Regions from separate parts of the Homo sapiens genome. Here region 1 is linked to region 2. Evidence: chromatin loops called from intact Hi-C (ENCODE). Cell type or tissue: endothelial cell of umbilical vein. All regions are shown on one strand. Links, peaks and the distances in the headings refer to the core of each region. The heading gives the core; the rest is flanking DNA. Region 1 overlaps LINC01911 (long intergenic non-protein coding RNA 1911). Region 2 overlaps LOC107985824 (a long non-coding RNA gene).

The links. A loop is a pair of places that touch in the nucleus more often than their neighbours do. Peaks named below come from ENCODE experiments on the same cell type or tissue, not always from the same donor. Only the 100,000 strongest peaks of a DNase experiment are listed, where the experiment ranks them.
Region 1: a loop joins it to region 2, with 3 times the contacts of the local background. A loop is called at or near these places in 3 of 110 quality-filtered maps.

The regions. Positions count from the first base shown.
Region 1 is chr2:146,868,427-146,878,590 of GRCh38, reverse strand. It overlaps LINC01911 (long intergenic non-protein coding RNA 1911), which reads right to left. Exons shown (of 7, transcript NR_187170.1): 7 at 371-669. Among named protein-coding and RNA genes, the nearest start is that of LINC01911, 36 kb to the right of the region's middle. In endothelial cell of umbilical vein, for the core only: no CTCF peak of the experiment used is centred there; a DNase peak (open chromatin) is centred at 4,100; H3K27ac peaks cover 1,479 bases.
Region 2 is chr2:146,922,744-146,932,907 of GRCh38, reverse strand. All of the region lies in intron 2 of LOC107985824 (a long non-coding RNA gene), which reads left to right. Among named protein-coding and RNA genes, the nearest start is that of LINC01911, 90 kb to the right of the region's middle. In endothelial cell of umbilical vein, for the core only: a CTCF peak has its summit at 5,409 (motif pointing left); a DNase peak (open chromatin) is centred at 5,427.

The sequences.
Region 1 (10,164 bases), core at 690-8,689, 54 kb after region 2:
CAAATCATACAATAAAGTTGATAATTTAAAAGAAGAAAAGTACCCAGAATATTTCTACTTAAAGGTAAGCTTTTCATATCTTAGGGCATTTTACTTTGTTTTGTTTCACTCTGAAGATCCACAGCTAGCCTTCAAAGGTTTGTGGGCCCCATTGAAATCATATGCTACATTTTGCAATATGTACATTTTTCTTAGGAAAGGTTTCTGGCCTTTTTTATGTAAAATTAAACTTTCAAGATCTACACCCTTCAAATGTTCTATTTTGTCCATTTAATGTGTTAGACAGTAGGATAAATATTTGATAAGGATAGTAAATATAGTAATACTTTACATATAGATAATAATTTCAAATTATTCACATCTCCGTATCTTTTTGACAACTCTAAGAAGTAGAGTATTTTTAATATTCATTTTGATAATGAAGAAATTGAAATTCAGATATCAAGCATCTTGCATAAATGAGTTTTTACATGGTAGACAACGAAACCATTTCTCCCATCTTCAAATCTGCAACTCATCTCAGTAGGCTTGTTCCTTGCCCCACCAGTCTTGTGCTCTTCAGGAATTTCTCTTCCTCCATCTGTTTTCCCATACACATGAGCATGATCAGTTCTTGAACAGCTTGTCCAAATGCTCCCTGTCCCACTTCCTACCATGGTTCCAGGTCTTCTGAGCGTAGAAGAAAAAACAGATCAACAGAATTGATATTTTGAGCTGGCAATCTGGAAGTCAGAATGGTCACACTTCATTGTTGGGTCACAGTAGTGGCACAGAGGAGTGCAAACATAATTATCAGAAAGAGCTTTGTACTGGAAATTCGGAGGCAGAGGTACAAGAAAAGGAGTGAACTTAGAATAAAGCAGGCAGGAGAAAGGCAAAGAGAGATATGTCAGCTGGTGTCATGGACCTAGGCTCAAATAGAAAAGATTCCTTTTCAGCACTAGAATTGTAAAACCTTACTAATGCTGGGAGAGCCTGTTCCCAGTAGCTTTTAGTGACTCTGTCTCTATCAGTAACTACTCTTTAAATCATCCTCCCTAGACAAAAGAAATGCATCAAAGGAAGGAGTAAAGAAGTTGAGGCCAAAACAGTCCATCTGACCCAACTCCCTAGGGAAATCTAAAGCATCTTAACTCTGCAGTGCCACCTTTATACTGCATGGATTCTAGTCCATTGAATCTTTGCAAGCCAAAACCATCTTTATTATTTTTCTCACGCAAACCTGACATCCTTTATCAGACTGGGAACATAAGTGTTTCTTCCTTCCTCCTCTTCATCCTCTTCCTGGAAGCTTTCACCTACCAAAACTAACAAAAACTTTTGCAATGTAATTTAAGCCTGAGAAGAGATAATACTGTGTTATGGTTCCTGAGGACCTGAGATATATCTCATTCATTCTTACTGTTTGCATTAAGAAATTGAGGTCCAGAAATATCACATCACCTAATTGGAGGTAGATGCCTTGGGCCTTTGGATCCCTGGCTCAGACCCACCCCCTCTGTACTGTGAAATGTTCAGTACATACATTGTCAATAATATTGCTTAACTGACTGACAGGAAAGGAAGTTAGTCACTGCTACTTATTCTTGGTATTAAGTTCAATATATGTATTCTATTTATCTAGAAACATAAATAAATTCAGAACCCCTTGGTACTTATTTTTCATATCAGTGCATGCATGCAGCAGATTAACCAAGTCAATATTTATCCCTACTTCAGACCATTTAGTTTTCTGTCTTACCAAGACAAGCATTGTGATTGGGCATATCCTAGGATACAAGAAGTTTCCACAAATCTATAGATATTCCCCACCACTAAGGGAACAATACACTTTGTAAACAAATGCTGTTTGTGTCTATGAGGACATGCAAAGCACTACAATGTACCTATCAGGGTATCTCAACACTCTTCCCTGCTTAGTCTCAGAGTCCTAGACATTGGTGGTGAAGAAAGGATGGAGACAGGAGAGAGAATGGACAATGTTAAGTGATACCTGAATTGACCTGTAAAGTCAGAGCAGATTTCAAAGAAAAATTGCAAAGCTAGTGAAGTTTCTCTTTGGAATTTTTATTCATTTCCAGATGTCTATTTTAATCAATAAGAAAACTTCTTGTCTGCTGAACTACTGGGGTGCTGATCCCAAATGGGTTTCTGGCTGACCTGAACCTCACTTTCTCTGGCATGTAGCATTGAGGAGAGAGCAAAGGTTTTGCAGTCCTCTCTTTGCTCTGCTAAGATAACCGGCACTGTTCCATTTGGGAACCGTTGGGAACAGCATTTGTCCAGCGCTGGGAGAGATGGCCTTCCCAACCTCAATTTCTCAATGATAGACATGGAACATAATTTGTAACTCTAAGCCACTGAAATTTTGTATCCGTGTGTTACAAAATCCTAAGCATAAATTAGCCTTTCCTAACTAATACATTCCTCCCCGCTTTTTCCCCTCCTAGTAAAAAATTAATGGAGTTCTGTTTATGGAACAGGAGATTAGAAAGTCACTCATTGTCTTGGTCGGCTCAGGACACTATAGCAAAATACCATATCCTGGGTGGTTTAAACAACAGACATTTATTTCTCACAGTTCTGGAGACTGGAAGCCCAAGTTCAAGATACCAGCGTATCTGGTTCCTGGTGAGAGCCTTTTTCCTGGCTTATAGACAGCTGCAGGGCTGGGGTGAAGATCTTGTGTTTCTTCATTTCCTTATAGTGGCAGTAATCCCATCATGAGGGTCCCACTTTCAGGACCTAATCTAAACTCAATTACCTCCCAAGAGCCCTACTTCCAAATACTATCACGTTGGGAGATAGGGCTTCTATATATGAATTTTCTGGACACATTCAGTCCATAACACCTACATATTACAACTAGTAATACAGGCAGAATGAACAGTGGCATTCTAACACCAATTTAGTTGAAGGTAAAGCAGTGCATCCTATTAAAAGCAAACCTGGTGAAATGAGAGGGAAGAATGAGTGAGTGGTTCTTCCATTTAGAGGTGGCTGAGGGGCACAGTGCATAAGAGAAATGATGTTATGTGACATTTCCTATATTGGCATTTCATCCCAATCTCTACTAGATTAACAACCCTGAAAAATTTTCTCAACTTCCCTGAGCCTCAGTTTCCTCATCTGTTAAAAATATATATATATTTCTCATATTGTTGTTAGGGGGATTAAATGAGATAACACATATAAAATACCTAGCATAATGCTTGGAGATTAGCAGTACATTTAATAAATAGAACAATTATTTTTATATTTTTATTCTAACAGTTTTTTCATCTCATCTCAATTCCTGTCTGATTACAGCCATGCATGCTTCAGCAGTGTAAAAATAATTATTTTCATTCATTTGAATGGCTTACCACTTTTGCCTAATGATGTGTAGCACAATAGCTGTTATACATATCATTAAATATGTGTCTGATTAATCTTATTATAATTTTAATTGCAACATGAAATTCCTCTCATGCATACTCAGCCATCAAAGGCTGTTGTTCATGAAACATGGCTGGCTACTGTCAACCTGAAAGAATTACAGGGAACATTGATCACATATAGTATATATCATAGACCTAAGAACAGCCTTGCACAAAGGACAGAAAACAAATTTGGGAGTCATATACACCAAGAACTGAAAGCTTTACCCAACCACTGTAATTTATTCAACTTTCTTCTGAGAGTTTTTCTCTGAAAAATGTGGCCAGTGATACCCACCATGTAGGATCTTGTGAGGAATCGAGATATTTTATGTAAGGTGATCAACAAGGACCTTGGAACACAATAGACAGTTAATTATATTAGATATTACTACTTTCATACTTTTGGACTTTAACTTGGAAGGGACTTCCAGAAGCCCATAGTATTAACCACCTCTGCTTCAAAGGCGAGATGTTGTCACCTCCCCCACTCTCATTTTCTACAAACACAGGGTATAAGACACCAGCATGATTTGCCCAAGGTTAGGCAGCTTGCAAGTGAAGGAGGTAGAAGCTGAGCCAGCAGTGGGTGCCCCACCTCTTCCTTTACTTCCTTCTTTCACTCAGCTCATGCCCGTGGTTGGCGAAACAACCCAAAGCACACATTCTTCTGGTGCTGAGTCAGTGGCATCCTGTGCCTTCCCAAAGAGAGGAAGCACATTTGAGTCAGGAGGAAATGGAATTGCCAAGTAGGAAAAGAAATCCGAGAACAGAGGACAGCCGACCTGTTCTGTGCTATAAATGTGGCAAAAAGCCACATTAAAGTGGTTCTGTAGACTCAGTAATCTTGAGAAAATTAAAATCTGTCAGTATCTGAATCTACATTCCTCCTTCAGGAAGGAAACTAGAATGACTTCTTGTTAATAAGAACCTGTCTTCATAAGGCCTAAACCCCAAGTTTCCCAGGAGACCTGGCCCTCCCTTTGGCTGTCATCCCTGAATACTTTCTTTATCATTTAGGTCTCCTTCACCTGAGTCTGACTCAGTGTACAGATGGAGCAAGGAATCTGAGCTGTCCCAGATGCTGGCTGCACACTGTCATTGTAGTAGTGGCTGCTCATTCAAGGACCCCATCTAACACGTGCAGTCCCATCTCAGAATGGGTAGCTGCTTTCTCAGAAGGTTTAGTGCTGGTGCATAAACCTTGACTCAGAGCCCTATGAGGCTGATAGAAAAGTCAGACTTGACTACTCGATTTCTTTCCTTTCCATTATCACTGTGACCTAGTTTTCTCTCCAAAGCCATGGGGACAGTGTGTTAATGGTGGTTTGAACCTTGGCATAGTATCTCACTGGGAGGTGAGTCACTTTTCTTCTCAGGTGTTCCAATGAAACGGTCATTGCAAGGATGAAATAAAAGACTATGGCTGAATAGACTAGATATACATTAGGTATGAGGAAAATGATACTGTGCCTTTATTTGCTGCAAAATAAAAGCTAAGTTTAGAGAAAGAGCTATAATAAATATAAATATTTCTGATAATTTCAAACTGATAGGGTTAAAGATAGAGGAGAGTGCTACTTCCCCATCATGTTGAATATCTCATTTTCTATAACCATTACTTAAAATTTATGATGAATTTATGAAAAAAAATTTAAAGTTTATATGGAGAAGCAGTGAGACTTTAGAGAGTAATTAATATATATATATTAGGTATTCATTTCCATTTTAATTGAAATGACTTTTCATACATCAGGAAAACCTTTAATAAAGGAAGCAAAACTAGACGTTTGACATGACACTTTGTTGATGAATTCGGAGTATTGAAGCAATTTGAGGGTAAATATTTTTCTGGTTATGATAGAATCAAGTTGTGATTTTTCTGGTTATGAACTTGTGGTTTGGAAGATTAAGAGCTTTGTTGCCAGAGAAGTTGTTTTTCATCAGCTTGGGCAGTTTTGTTGGGTTCTTCAGTAAGGTCCTGGCAAAAGCCAGTCTCATGATTAAAGCTGAAAATCCCATGATGCTCCATGAATTTTTTAAACCTAAATATATTCATAATAATAAACACATGGTATCTCAATGTCCTTCATAACAATTTTGGAGAAGTGGGGAAGCAGTTAACTTCTTTTTGTCTGCATTAAGTGTCAATGAAGGAGAAAATGGGCTTTTATATAGGTTCTATAAGCTGGAAGTTCTGAAGCATTTTCTATAAGTCATATCATCTATACTACTAAGAGTTCAATATGTTATGTGTACAATTTGTTTATATCAATATACCCACGTATAACACCATTGATGCCACGAAGAGTTAGAAAAAGTAACACTGTGGAAATGTTAGTGTGAGCCAGTATTGCCTGTTTGTATGGCTTGATGATTTCAAGCCTATCTGGCACATAAGCCATATGGGGCTATTCCTGGAATGTGATTTCCATTTGGGCTCAGTCCTATGACTAGCTGATAAGGGCTGTGGAAATGTATATGAGAGGAAATTTGTAGCTGTTATACCCTCATCTAGATAATCAAATTGAGGCACCTATAGATGAATAGCTCCAAGTTCTGTCTACCTTGCAGACTACTGAGGAAGATGAAATGTCAGTAAGTGGACCCATACAGTTCAAACCTGTGTTGTTCAAGGGTCACCTGTATAGTACTTGCAGTTTTCTGGAAAGTGTGTTAAGTTTCATGTTGAAAAAGTATTGTTGCTGCATAACCATCCAGGTACAATTCTTACCATGTTCTCTTGTTTCTTTAAATTAAATGAAAACTTTCACAAACTCCTTCCCTTATCTCATAGCCCAATTTTCAGGAAGTCTAGAATTTTGCTCTTGTCTCATTTGCCCTCATTTTACCAATGAGGAGACAGTTTCATAGCATGAGAGGGATAACTGCTGAGTTAGGTTAACAAAAATTATTGACATAAGAGAAGGCCCTTGGGAACAGTGACAGGATTGTTACTTAGACCTTCTTTTCTTGGGTCATTATGAACTTGAAAAGGAAATCTATGTTCCATCTCTCTTGTTTGTGTTCTTAAGAGTGAAGCAAGGAGATTTAATACTTAAAAAAAATGCTGGAATAGGGCATACCTACTGTATGTCAGGCACTGAACTTGTGCTAAGGATACAGCTGTGAAAAAGACAAACATAATTTACATTCTCAAATGCCACTGTGAAAAGATAAGCGAACAAATAAGTGGTGAATACGTTGGGGACTAGTTCTTCCATTGCAAAATTACTACTATGGGAACTTACAGCAAAACAGCTAAAGTACAGTAAGGTTATCTTTTATAAAATTAACCAGAAATAACTACAGAATTTTGGAGTTGTAGGTTGGGCGCCGTGGCTCACACCTGTAATCCAAGCACTTTGGGAGGCCGAGGCAGGTGGATCACCTGAGGTCAGGAGTTCGACACCAGCCTGGCCAACATGATGAAACCCCGTCTCCACTAAAAATACAAAAATTAGCCAAGCATGGTGGTGGGCACCTGTAATCCCAGCTACTCAGGAGGCTGAGGCAGGAGAATCACTTAAACCTGGGAGACAGAGGTTTTAATGAGCCAAGATCATGCCATTGTACTCTAGCCTGTGCAACAAGAGTGAGACTCCACCTCAAAAAAAAAAAAAAAAAAAAAAAAAAAAAGGAGAAGAAGAAATTTGGAGTTGTAGACACCCTTTGTGAGAGGCTTTGGACAGATATAGAATCTCTGGCCTGTTTAGGAAAAGAAGGGACATCAGTTTCCTACTACTTAACAAATGACTACAAACTTAATGGTTTCAAACATATTATCTTAAGAGCTCTACAAGTTAGGAGTCTTATAGGACTAAAAATATCAGCAGAGCTATGTTCCCTCTGGAAAGTCTAGGGAGATTGTGTCCTTGCCTTTTCCAGCTTCTAGAGCAAGCTTGTCCAACCCGCAGGGCACACGTGGTGCAGGATGGCTTTTAATGCGGCCCAACACAAATGTGTAAACTTAAAACATTGTGAGATTTTTTTTTTGCGATTTTTTTTAAAGCTCTTCAGCTATCATTAGTGTTAATATATTTTATGTGCGGGCCCAGACAATCCTTCTAATATGGTCCAGGGAAGCCAAAAAATTGGACACCCCTGTTCTAAAGGCTTCTGACCATCCTTGGCTCACAGCCATGTCACTCAACTTCTGCACATCTTCTTTGCCTCTAACTCTCTTGCATCCCTCTTTCACCTGTAAGGACCTGTATGATTACACTGAGCCTGCCTATATAATCCAGGATACTCATCTCAGCATTCTTAACCACATCTGTAAAGTAATTCTTTGCCATGTAAAGTAATAACGACTCATACATTCTGGGGATTAGGAGGTAAATGTCTTTAGGGAGGGAATTCTGTCGCCTAGCACAGAACATAGAGTGAGAATTAAAAATGTTTCAATTTAACATCTGTTGGGGATGGAATGTTTTTGTAGCCCCCCAAATTAATATGTTGAAATCCTAACCCTCAATATAATGGTGTTAAGAGGTGGGGTTTTTGAGAGGTAATTAGGTCCTGAGGGGAGAGCCCTTATGAATGGGTTCAGCATCCTTATAAAGGGGTTCACAGAGAACTCTCTCATCCTTTTCTCACCATGTGAAGATAAATGAGAAGACAGCCACCTGCAGCTCAAAAGAGAGCCCTCACTGCAACCCATCCATGCTGGTGCTCTGGTCTTGCACTTTCAGCCTCTAGAACCGTGAACAATAAATTTCTGTTTTTTATTAGCTACCCAGTCTATGGTGCTTTGTTATAACATCTCAAGCTAAGACAATAATTAATTCAGGTCTTAATTATTTGAAATAGATAAATATAGATGGAAAGACATTTTAGGTTGAGTTGTGAGGAAATTATCTTCAAACTCATTACTGTCAGTTTTGCATGAGGCTCTTTTACAGTCTACGTCTGAAACACAGATGCTTCCTGGATCTTTAATGTTTAGACCTTGTTTTTCTTACAGAATAATCATGAGTCCTCGTGATTGCCCTTCAGATACCTTCAAAGGGCAGTTTAAACTAACTATAAGTTGGAACCACTCTTCTTTTGGAATAAATCAATAAAAATAGTGGGATCTCCTAATAATAGGTCACTAATTGCTGAAAGAATAGACCAAAAAATATTTAATATATTTCAGCCCTGTGCCAGTTACGAGAGTAAGTAAAAAGAGTATACACTCCAAAGCTATTGGCCAAAACATGAAAAAGAAAATAAATGCTTACATGGGTCTTCCAAATTAAAAGCTAATGTAAAGGTTGGATATTAGATTTTATAATGTACATTATATTGTACATACCAGAGAAAAAGAATCAATAGGTGATATATATTAGGGATACATATATACACACACATACATACACAGATATATATATATGAGATTTAGAGAGAGACTTATTTTAAGGAATTGGCTTATTCTAAGGAGTTGTGGAGGCTGACAAATCTGAAATTCTTTGGCCAGGCTAGCAGGCTGAAAATTCAAGTAAGAGTGAGGTTGCAATCTTGAATCCAAAATCAGCAGGGCAGGCCAGCAGACTTGAAATTCAGGTAGGATTCCCATGTTGCAGTCTTGTGGCAGAAATCCTTCTTTGAGAAACCTCAGTCTTTTCTCTTATGTCCTTCAACTGATTGGATGAGGCCCACCCAAATTATGGAGGATAATTTGCCTTACTTAAAGTTAACTGACTGTAAATGTTAACTTACATCCACAAATACCTTCACTGCAATATCTAGACTAGTGTTTAACCAAATAACTGAGCAGCATAGAACTGAGGCATGTTGATACATAAAATTACCATCACAATGCCCAAGGCTGAGAGCAGGATTCTTATTTCTTTGGTTGGGGCAGTGGAGATTTTTTTTGAGCAGAATAGTCTTGAGAATTAGCAGTAATTCTCACGACTACCACTTATATTACTACAGGCTGGCATTTAAATAAAATAAAAGAAGTCAAAGATTTCTTGGAACTGAAAATTGGGGAAATATGAGATTTTGTTACTTATCATTGTACATAATTTCTTAGTAATGATTATTACTAGAACTACTTTATTGCGCAGCCATCAATTCATGTAGAAGGACATGGGCATAAATCCCTGTGTTGATTAATTATTTTGGGAGCCTGGAATCACCTTGAATTAATCAGCCAGGTTACTTTAGAATATAATATATGACATTAATTTTATGATACTGTGACAACTGTGGAGAAACGAGCTGATTTGAAAATGGACCACCCATCACATTGATAAATAGAAACTGCCCAAATGCAGAGGAAATGTTGACTTAGAGAAATTTACAGATATTGGTGTTAATAAAAAAGTTCCTCAATATTAAATATAACCAGATAATTTTTAAAAACTTGAAAGGATTAGGAGCTTAAATAAGTAAACGAAGCTGAGTTTAATGCAGAGAGATGTTTTACTAGATCCCTTTTGAACTACATTTTTAACTGAAAGAAAAAGACTTTTAAAAGTCACCAACATAATTATTTTAAAGATAACAACTGATGCTCATCTTTGTACCTGTTCAGCTACTATCTACTGGCATCATGCAGGAATGCTGGGCCACAGAATCAGGATTTCTATGTAGAACCATATGCACATATATATCCTATACAAGAGGATGTTGGTGATAGAAAACATTTGATTTCAAGGTAATGAATCAAAGAGCCTGACTTTGTATTCTGTGTGGGTGTATGTGTGACAGAGAGAGAGATTTGTCTTAAGGAATTGTCTCAGTGCCTGGAGGT
Region 2 (10,164 bases), core at 1,297-9,296:
TGAGTTAATTTTTGTGTGTGGTGTAAGACAAGGGTCCAATATTATACTTTGGTGTGTAGATATTCAGTTTTTCTAACACCATTGTGTATTCTTGGTATCCTTATCAAAGATTAGATGGTTGTATTATTTCTGGTCTCTCTAATTTGTTCCTTTGATCTATGTGAGTGTTTCTATGTCATTACATACTGCTTTGATTACTACAGTTTTGTAATATAGTTTGAAATTAAGAGTGTGCTGCCTCTAGCTTTGTTCTTCTTTCTCAAAGTTGCTTTTATTGTTTCATGTTTATAAACATAACGGATGACTCATAAGTATGTCCTCATGAAGACTACACACTTAGCCCGTTGGTTACTGGATAACGGAAAGTCATGCAGATATATATATATATATATATATATATATATATATATATATATATTCCTCCTTACGCCTCTTACTAGCTAGAAAATATAAATTTAGCCTAACCATATAAAAGTTAAAAAGTAAAAGTTAAAAAGTAAAGTTAAAAAGTAAAAAGTTAAAAAGTAAATAGAAAGTTAAAAGTTAAAAAGTAAGTAGAAAGTTAAAAAGTTAAAAGTAAAAAGTTAAAAAGTAAAAAGTAAAAGTTAAAAAGCTAAAAGTTAAAAAGTAGCTTAGCATCTTCTATATAATAGGATGTAAATAAAAGTTGAATTTAAAAAATCCACCTAATAACAAATACTATTTTAAATTATAAAAAGTAGAACCTCTACCTTTTTCAGTATGGTAATCTCCACTGCCATCAGCTTATTGTGAACAGGTACTTTGTAATGAACACATCAAAAAGATTGATTATGGGAAGTCATGTTTAAGATTTCTGAAATTGATAAATCTGTTTTTTAAACTATTTTTTAAACTCTGGCTCTTTCACTAGAGAAACTCCAACATTGTTGCCATTGTTATTTAAACTCTGTGTCTTATTGGAAACATTATTAATTTTTAAAAACAATGTGACTGTATTTTGAATAGAATTAAAAAATCACTAAAAGTAATTGGTGACTAATTTATGGACTACTTTAAATAAAGCTTTTGTAATATTTAATATTAATATACATGGTCTTCAATTGTTGAATTATAGTTTGATTTTTCACCCCTTCTGCCAGTCGTATATTTCACATTTTATTCAAATGGATACCTTTGGTAGTTCATTATTTTTTAAAAATATTTAATAGCTTTTTGTGGTTCTTGTATATTATTATTCTTTAAAAATCAAACCAAAACTCATATCCTTATCACCCAAAAAGTATATGTGAGGGAGCTTCAAGCGAAGACTGAAACTCAAATTGGTATTTTTCTAGATTCCTGGGGGAAAACAACAACAGTATATAAAGACCTATGGTTGCTAGGTTATGCAACTTTATGATTCACTTTTCTCTTTTGACTCTCAAACTTTTATAACTATATTTATATATTCTTATTCAGGCTTTAATTCACCTGGTGAATCTTTTTTTTTATTTTTTGGGACGGGGTTTTGCTCTGTCGCCCAACCTGGGGTGCAGTGGTACTGAAACGGAAAAGTTCCCTTATCCCCCTTGCAGGGCATGTGATGTGGGTGTGGCTTGTTTCTTCAGTGCTCTGCTGCTCAAACCTCTAGGGGAAGCACACAGATAACCAGGCTGTGGAGCCCTAACCCCGTGACAGTGTCTAGGGGTGAATGTTTACAGCTCCTGAAGCCCCAGTGGGCATGTGTTACAGGGTGCTCTTTTAGTTTTGTCGTGTATAGGTGGCTTGTCTTAACCAGTTCAATTAGACCCTCCACCTTATCAAAAGGACAGAGGGCTTTCTGTATTCCAGGTTCTTGCCTTGATGTACCAGAGGAATCAAATCACATTTGGGCTTGGAGAATGAGTGCAAGGTTTCATCGAGTGGAGGTAGCTCTCAGCAGATGGGGGAAGTCAGAAGGAGATGGAGTGGGAAGGTTTCCCTCTGGAGTTGAGCCTCCCAGCAGCCTGGGCTCTCCTCCGACTGCCTCAGCCAAACTCCACATTCTTCTGCTTCTGATGGTTGGTGGCCTGCCAGTGTGCTGGTGCCTGTCGGTTAGTTCCTCTCCATGTCCAGCCACCTGAGTGTTGTGCTCCTCTCCATGTCCAGCTGCCTGTGTGTCTGCCTGCTAGGGTCTTGGGTGTTTTTATGGGCAAAGGATAGGGGCGTAGCAGGCCAGAATGGTCTTGGGAAATGCAACATTTGGATAGGAAATGCCTGTCCTCACCTAGGTCCGTGGGGGTGGAGCCCTAGCCAGGGACCACACCCTCCTCTACCCAGCATTTCCCTTCCCCAGCTCTGTATCATTTAAAGGGACCATGCTCTTCCCTTCCAAGCACTTCTCTTCTGTATCAGTACCCTCACAGATGACTGCAGCCTCGACCTCCCAGGACAAAGTGATCCTCTAACCTCAGTCTCCCAAGTACCTGGGACCATAGGCACACGCTATGATGCCTGGCTAATTAAAAAAAATAAAAATGTAGAAATGAGGTCTCCTTATGTTGCCCAGGCTGGTTTTGAACTCCTGGGTTCAAGCAATTATCCCACCTTGGCCTCCCAATGTGCTGGGATTATGGGCATGAACCACTGCACCCAGCCTACCTGGTGAATCTTGATTCTTTTTTCAAGACTCAAAATTAGCTCCTCAGTGAAGATTATCCTTTAAACTCAGAGTTAAGAGATACCTCTTGTGTATTGCACAGCACTGTGTACTCTGCAGCTTCCATTATGATTCCTATGTGTTATGCTAAACTATGATGTCTTTGAGGGAGGGTCATAGCTGGGTATCTTATACGATAATTGATACAGTCCCTAGCATAAGGGTAAATACTTTGTAAATGCTTTTTGAATAGTCATTTTTAAAGAAATTGACATGGAAAGATCTAAACATTTATTATCATGTAGTTTTAAAAGAAGCTAAATATGTTATTTTGGTTAATTCTTTACTCAATTGCTATCATTGTTTTCAATATTACAATGATGGTGCAGGAAAGCAGACAACGTGTTTCTTTCTAAAGCTGTTTTATAAATAGACTAAAAGTATTAGATATTTACTAGTACTTTTTACACTGGTTGAAATGACCCAATTTTTTTCATCTTTCCTCAAAATACATATATTTTCACTATTCAAATAATATTTGTAGATACAAATTAATTTCTATATTGTAAATAAAGTGTTTTAAATCATAGAATGCTATGCAGAGATGAGACAGTAATAGGAATACTTCAAATATAATTTTCATTCTTTACATAATTTTTAAATATGAGTTCTGCGTGGTAAATTTTATAAACATGATATCATATTTGGCTTCCATATACCAGTTTTTAAAAGGCTTGCTGCCAAAAAAAGAAAAACAACTGAATATCATTAGAAGGTTATCAGAAATAGGAAAGAGTAACAAAAAAACACGATCCTCTGAATAAAGATATACAAAGATGGAGAAGACATATATGGTCCATGATGGATTTTAATAAATTCTAGGAAAGAGGTATGAATGGTTCAGTGAGAAATTCAAAGAACTTGGAGTCAGGAAAACGTATCCTCTGGGTCTCACTTCAAACAAGCATCGAATAAGACACCAAAAACATAAAAGCACCAGGACCAAAGGAATAGTAATTTTCACATCAAGTGTTTTTTAATTAGATATTTCTTTTTCAGATTATACCATATACCCCCCCCTTTTTTTTTTTTTTGCTAAAATACAGTTACTTTGCAACAAACTTACTCTGAATGAGTTTTCAAATAGTCTTTCAAGTGTGTTAAATTATAATTACAGTTTGTATGGCCTGCCCAGTCATTCTTGCATGTAATTTGCTCATGTACTCTGGGAGTAGGAAATGATTGAGGGTATGAAATACTAACAGGCCTTATTATGAGAGGGGAGCATTTATGTTTGGATTTCTTAAAACTGCAGTGTGGAAGTCCTCTATTGTTTATTTATTCTTATGTTTAGCATTTCAATTTTGCCACTAACTTTAGGAAACTCATGTATGTGTTAGTCATCAACCAGCAAGAATAATTGTCAATTTGTAAGTCTTAATTCTATTTCTATCATAAATGATATGCTTTTGTAGCCTGAATTGTGAACTTAAACTCTAACATAGTTGCAGTGTGAAGAGCTTATTTCTGTTTTATAGTGTCATGAGGTTGTTAGGAAGATTGAGGAAGATACGGCATGTGAAAGTGCTTTGCAATTTTTAGGAAATGATCCAAATGTAAAATATTAATTTTATTTATTAGAGTACCTAGTGTGTGTTGGGCACTGATAAACCTTATAGTCAGCATGATTTAAATTGACACTAGGAATTTCCAAATGGCATTATAGGTTTTTTATTTTAACCATTCAACCCTGATTACACACTTTAGGAATGGAAAATCTGTTTTTATTCACTGATGGAAATTTATTAATTTAGTGAAGGAAAAGCAATTTAAATCCATATTTTATTATTTTCTGTTACCCAATTGAGGTATTAGTCTCTCTTTGGTCTTTAGCCACAGTGTATTTTCAATGTTATGTTTCATCTAGCTCATGTGGATTGTGGAAATAAGTAATAATAATAAAATTTTGTATTGATAAATAGATTATGAGTCATTTTACTATCAATAGTGAATGTGTATACTTTATTTTTATGGCCTGGCTCCATGTCATTACACAGAGATTCACACAAATACATTTCTCTGTTGGTAACTTTCTTTGTTACTGTCTTTTTGTTGTTGTTTGTTTGTTTGTTTTTGCTACTACCTCCCTTTGTTATCACCTTTCTTTGTTAGTCCTTCCTTTGGCAAGTTCTGGATAATTATGTGATAGTGTCAATATGCCACATGTTAGAGAGAGTTGATTGAGTACTTTCTAACCAAAAGATAGTGTACCATTCATGGTTCTACTTGCCTGGTTTCCAAAATGGATTTATTCTCTGATTCCAGTAGCCAAAACTATCTTCAACCATGTACTGCGATTTTTATATCTAAAGAAACAGCACAATAGAAAGCAGTGAGGAATTTGGTTAATCTGAGTTCTCTCTCGTGCATGTTCTATCCCTTCCTCTCTCTCTTTTCAAATGCCAGTCAGTTAGAAATTGTCTTTTCACACAACCCCAAATAGCCTCACTCCAGTGCAATATTTGCCGATAGAGGCAACTACATAGACCGAGAGGAGGGAAATTGTTTGTGTAAGTGCTTTTGTTCCCAGGAATCTCTGATATTAAAAGAGAAATTTTTTCCATGTGAATTTTTATAGACGTGAATTTGAGGGGCAGGTCCTAATTAAAGCAGGTCCTACTGGAGTTGATGGTTTTGCAACCCTGGTACTGTCCTTTTGGCTCAGACAATGCTCCCAGGACCAATGCCTGGGAGCTGAGCCCTTTCAGCTCACAGTGATGCTGACTGCTTTCAAGTCGGCCTGTGTCTCCCCCTTCTGGCTCTGGACTGGGTGGTCATTTCACAGTCTTTGCCCAGAGTCACCTTGTCAACTCTGTAAATAACTTCCTTGATTACTTACAAATCTTTAAGCCAGGATTTGTGTTCTGTCTATGTCACATAGGAACTGGGGGCAGCTGGGAAGAGCCACACTTCAGGAGCTTCCTGGTCTCATTGTGCTGTCCAGCACATAATGATGTATCTGTGCTCAGGTTGTTATAGAACAGCCCGACTTCCCAGAGGAAGAAGGGAGAACTGGATGGAGTAAGAGCCTCCACTGTCCTTGATATTAACCTTACTTATGTAACTCATCTCCTTTGCTCTAGACCAAAGCCTGAAATGGGGAATATTAACATAAGAGCACAATCCTTTTGAGCTCCTTTTCAAGCTCTTGATTTCCTTTTCTTGATTGGAGACTGTGGCTTTTTATTTTTCCCATCCTTCATTATTATGCCTTTCTTCTTCCTGACTCCATCAAAACCTTAATGACAGAAAGAAATAACTTCTATTATTTCAGGTGAACTCTATCAACTTATTTCTCCAAGCTAAATTGTTAAATTGCTGAAGGGTTGGAGAGCTTGCAGTAGGAATTTAAAAACAAAACAGAACAAAACAAAAACATGAAATGACACTCAAGACAACCAGTAGAGCTTGAAGGTATATTTATTTGGGGGTGTGGAGGGTAAACCAGCAGGGGTCTCATATTCAAAAAAGCAAAAGAGAAAATAAAAATAATCTTAAAATTAATTTTGAAGGTATTGTTTTTATCCCCTGCTGGAATGTTATATGAAAATATCATAATAGCGAAGTTTTTTATAGTGGCTGCTCATAAAAAATGCTCAGAAAGTATTTATTTTGTGAATGAATGATATGTAATACATATTAAAATGTTAACATCACTATTAATTTTTAGATTTATTACACTGTGTTAAGAGAACATGAACTGTATTATTCCTCTTTTTAAAATATTTGGATGTCTTCTTTATGCTTAAGTATAAGAAAATACTTATGATTATTCCATGATGCTAGCAAAAAGACACATTCTCTGTTAAGTCTCTCATCATTCAACCTTATTAATTATATTATTTCTTTTTTTCTTTTTTCTGTTATTTATCTCTTTCTGCCTGTTTGGGTGAAGATTGAAATATATTAGACTCCCATTATTACAGTATTTTTTCTACTGCTTTTAATTCTTCCTCTGCTTTTCTTTTTCCTTCTTTCTTCTCCTCTTTCTTTTCCTTCTTTCCCCCTTTTTTCCTTTTTATTTCCTCTATCTTCCTTGTTCTTCTCTTTGTTTTCCTTTTTATTCTATTTACCCCTTTTATCATTATTATTTTGTATGCTATCACAGTCTGTTCTGTGGTATTTGGTACATGGTATTTGATTTTGATTATAAACTTTATTAACAAAACAATCATATTTATATATTATTTGTTCTAATTGAATTGTAATTTTACAGGGTAACATTTTTTCCTTTTTATTGCATGTGCATTATATATATTATATATATATATTTGACTTCTTGAAATAATGTGAACTATTTACTTCTAGATGTATCACATGTAGATAGACTTTAGTTGCATTTTTAAAAGTCAATGTGAATCTTTGTCTTTTATTGAGGGAAATGAACGCACTTATAATTACCATCCATATCAGACACATATTTTATTTGTTTTCTTGGCTTATTCTTTCTTTTTTTAATGACAAATAAAAAACTGTATATATTTATGGTGTACATTATGTTTTCATATATGTAAACATTGTGGAATGGCTAAATCAAGCTAATCAACATATGCATTACCTCATTTATTATTGTGGTAAGAATATTTAAAATCTAATCTCTTGGCAATTTTTGATTATACAATATATTGTTATTAGCTATAGCCACTGCAATGTACAATAGATCTATTGGATGTATTTCTCTTGTATAGCTGAAATTTTGTATTCTTTGACAGACATCTCGCTAATCCCCCAATCCCCGGCCTTTATCCTCTAGTGCCCTTCATTTTCTTCTCTGTTTCTATGAATTTCACTATTTTAGATTGAATAGATGAGATTATGTGGCATTTGCCTTTCCATTTCTAGTTCATGTCGCTTAACCTAAGTTGCATTGTTTATATACCTCCTTTAGCATTTCTTATAGTACAGGACTTCTGTAATGAATTCTTTCAGGTTTTTTATATCTTAAAGTCCTTATTTCACATTAAAAAAAATTTCTGGGTATAGAATTCACCCAGACAGGTTTCAATTTTCTTTCTGTATTAAATGTGCTGCTCCAGGTCTTCTCACTCGCATTCTTTCTGATAAATAATCTGCATCACCTTTAACTTTGTTCTGCCATATAATGTGTATTTTCTTCCTCCAACTGCTTTTAAGATGTTCTTTTTATTACCATTTTAGAGCAATGTGATTATTACATACATAGGTGTGGTATTTTCATGTATCTTATCTGTGGATTTTTGAGCTTTTTGGATTTGTGGGTTTATAATTTGTATCAAATTTAGAAATATGAGGACTGTTTTTTCAAACATTTTTTTCTGTCACCTTTGTTTCTTATCTTTGTTAAAGACTTGGATTACAGATCTATGAAGCCATCTAAACTTGTCATACAGCTCACTGATGCTCTGCTAATTTTTTTAAAAATTAATTTTTCTCTGTGTTTTGGATAGTTTGTTTTTGTCTTCTTTACATTAACTAGCTTTTCCTTCTGCAATATCATAATAGTTTCATCTACTGTATTTTTGATTCTTCATACTGTATTGTAGTTTTCATCTCTAAAAGTTCCTTTTTGGCATATATATACATCTTCTAGGTCTCTACTTAACTTTTTTGAACAAATGGAATGTGGTTATAACTTTAAAAATATCCTTGTTTGCTAATTTGAACACCTGTGTCATTTCTGGTTTATTCTCGATTGATTTTTGTTTTTCATTATAAGCTGTATTTTCTTGCTTGCTTTCATGACAAAATCTTTTGTTTGGGTAGTAGACATGTGAATTTCACCTTGTTGGGTAGCTCATATTTTTGTATTCCTGTAAATGTTCTTGAGCTCTGTTCTTAAGCACAGTTAAATTACCTAAAAAGATTTTAATCTTCTTAGATCTTGCTTTTAATCTTTTTTAGGTAGGACCAGAGCAATGTTATCCTAGGGCTAATCCTCACCTCTGAGACCTTTCTAAGTATACTATCAAATATCCTGTAAATCTGAACTTTTCCTGATTGACTGGTAAGAGACTGAATTCCTGGCCAGTTACTGTTTCCTCTAATTATTTCAGGTAGTTCATCTCCAGTCTGCTTTTTTTTTTTTTTTTCACTTGTTTATGCTGATCAGTGCCCAGTTCAGTACTTGAGAGGAACACATCACAGGATCCCAGAGTAGTCTCCATGTGTGGAGTTCCCTTTTTCAGTACTTTTATCTTGTGACCTTGACCTGCTTTGGTTTCCTGGGACTCTCAGTTCTGTCTCCCCATTGTAGGGAATCTGCTGGGCTCTGCTTAGGTTCCCCCTTGTTGGGCTGTAGTCTGAGAACTTTCTTAGGACACTAAGCTGAGTGATGGTAGTACTCATCTTTCCCTGAGAGCGCCCCATCTTTCAGAGATCACTCCCCTTCATTCCTAATGTAATGGGGCTTGCAAACCATTGTGTATGTACTGTTTGGCTTTTTATTATTGTTGTAATTTCACGTGAAAATGTAAATTGGGTTCCTTTTGCTTCATCTTAGCCAGAAGCCTCCTTCATTTTTCTTATTTTTTGTTTAAATTTGGGCTTTATATTGTCTTTGCATTTTGTAAAATTAAATTTGATTGCATATAGTTCTGTTACAATTTTATGTATGCTTCTGCTTGATTTTAGTGTTTGAAATTCTATTTTAAATATTAGTTTCCCTTTTCATTTACTTAGATTTTAAAATTAATTTTATATTTCAGTTTTCCTATGTTCTGCTGTTCAGTTACTTCTTTATCAATATACTTGTATATTGGCTTCACTAGTTGCGTCATATAATCTGTACATTCTCAAAAATTTTCAAGACCACAATTCAGTTTTGAAATTAGTCTATTCAAGACTTCTAATATTTATAACACATCATTTCTGTGTGGGGGCAAATGGTGAAGTTTACTTTTTTTTTTTTGGTTTACCTCTATTTTCCAAATTTTTTTTCACTGAATTTACACTTTTATTACATAAAAGTTTATTTTGCAGGAAAAATGCTTTTCTGTTCTGTCTGGATTATTCATTTTTAAAGAAGACCTTATTGCTATGCTGCTGTATTTCTGTTTACTTCTCCTTGTCCTTGAAAGGCGAGAGATTTATTGAAGCCAAATATACCCTCCCTTCAAATGAGAGGTGTGCAATGTTCTTGGAACCTCCCACTCCCCTTCTATGGGGTATTCTAAAACAAAAATCTTCCTTTTTTATGTTAAACTGGAGGGCTTTTTGGTATAAATTTGTGTTATCATTAAAAAATCAAAAAGCCTTGGATCCACAAGAGAGGAGCAAGGTCCTGTTGGAGGAACTTTATTCCTTCATCCCACAATGTGTGTGTGGAGATACCTTTTCTCCTAGGGATCAGGTTTCTAAATCCAGTCGTCTTGCTCTCACCTCAGTTTGCTTGCATGAACAGCTCTTTTGATACTGTGGCCCAACAGCCTCAGTGCAACCTCTACCGCACCAGGGAGAAGTCCCCTGGCACTGCCATCTTTCCACTTAGTACACATATATTTTTAAATGCTTCAGTAAACATCTTTATC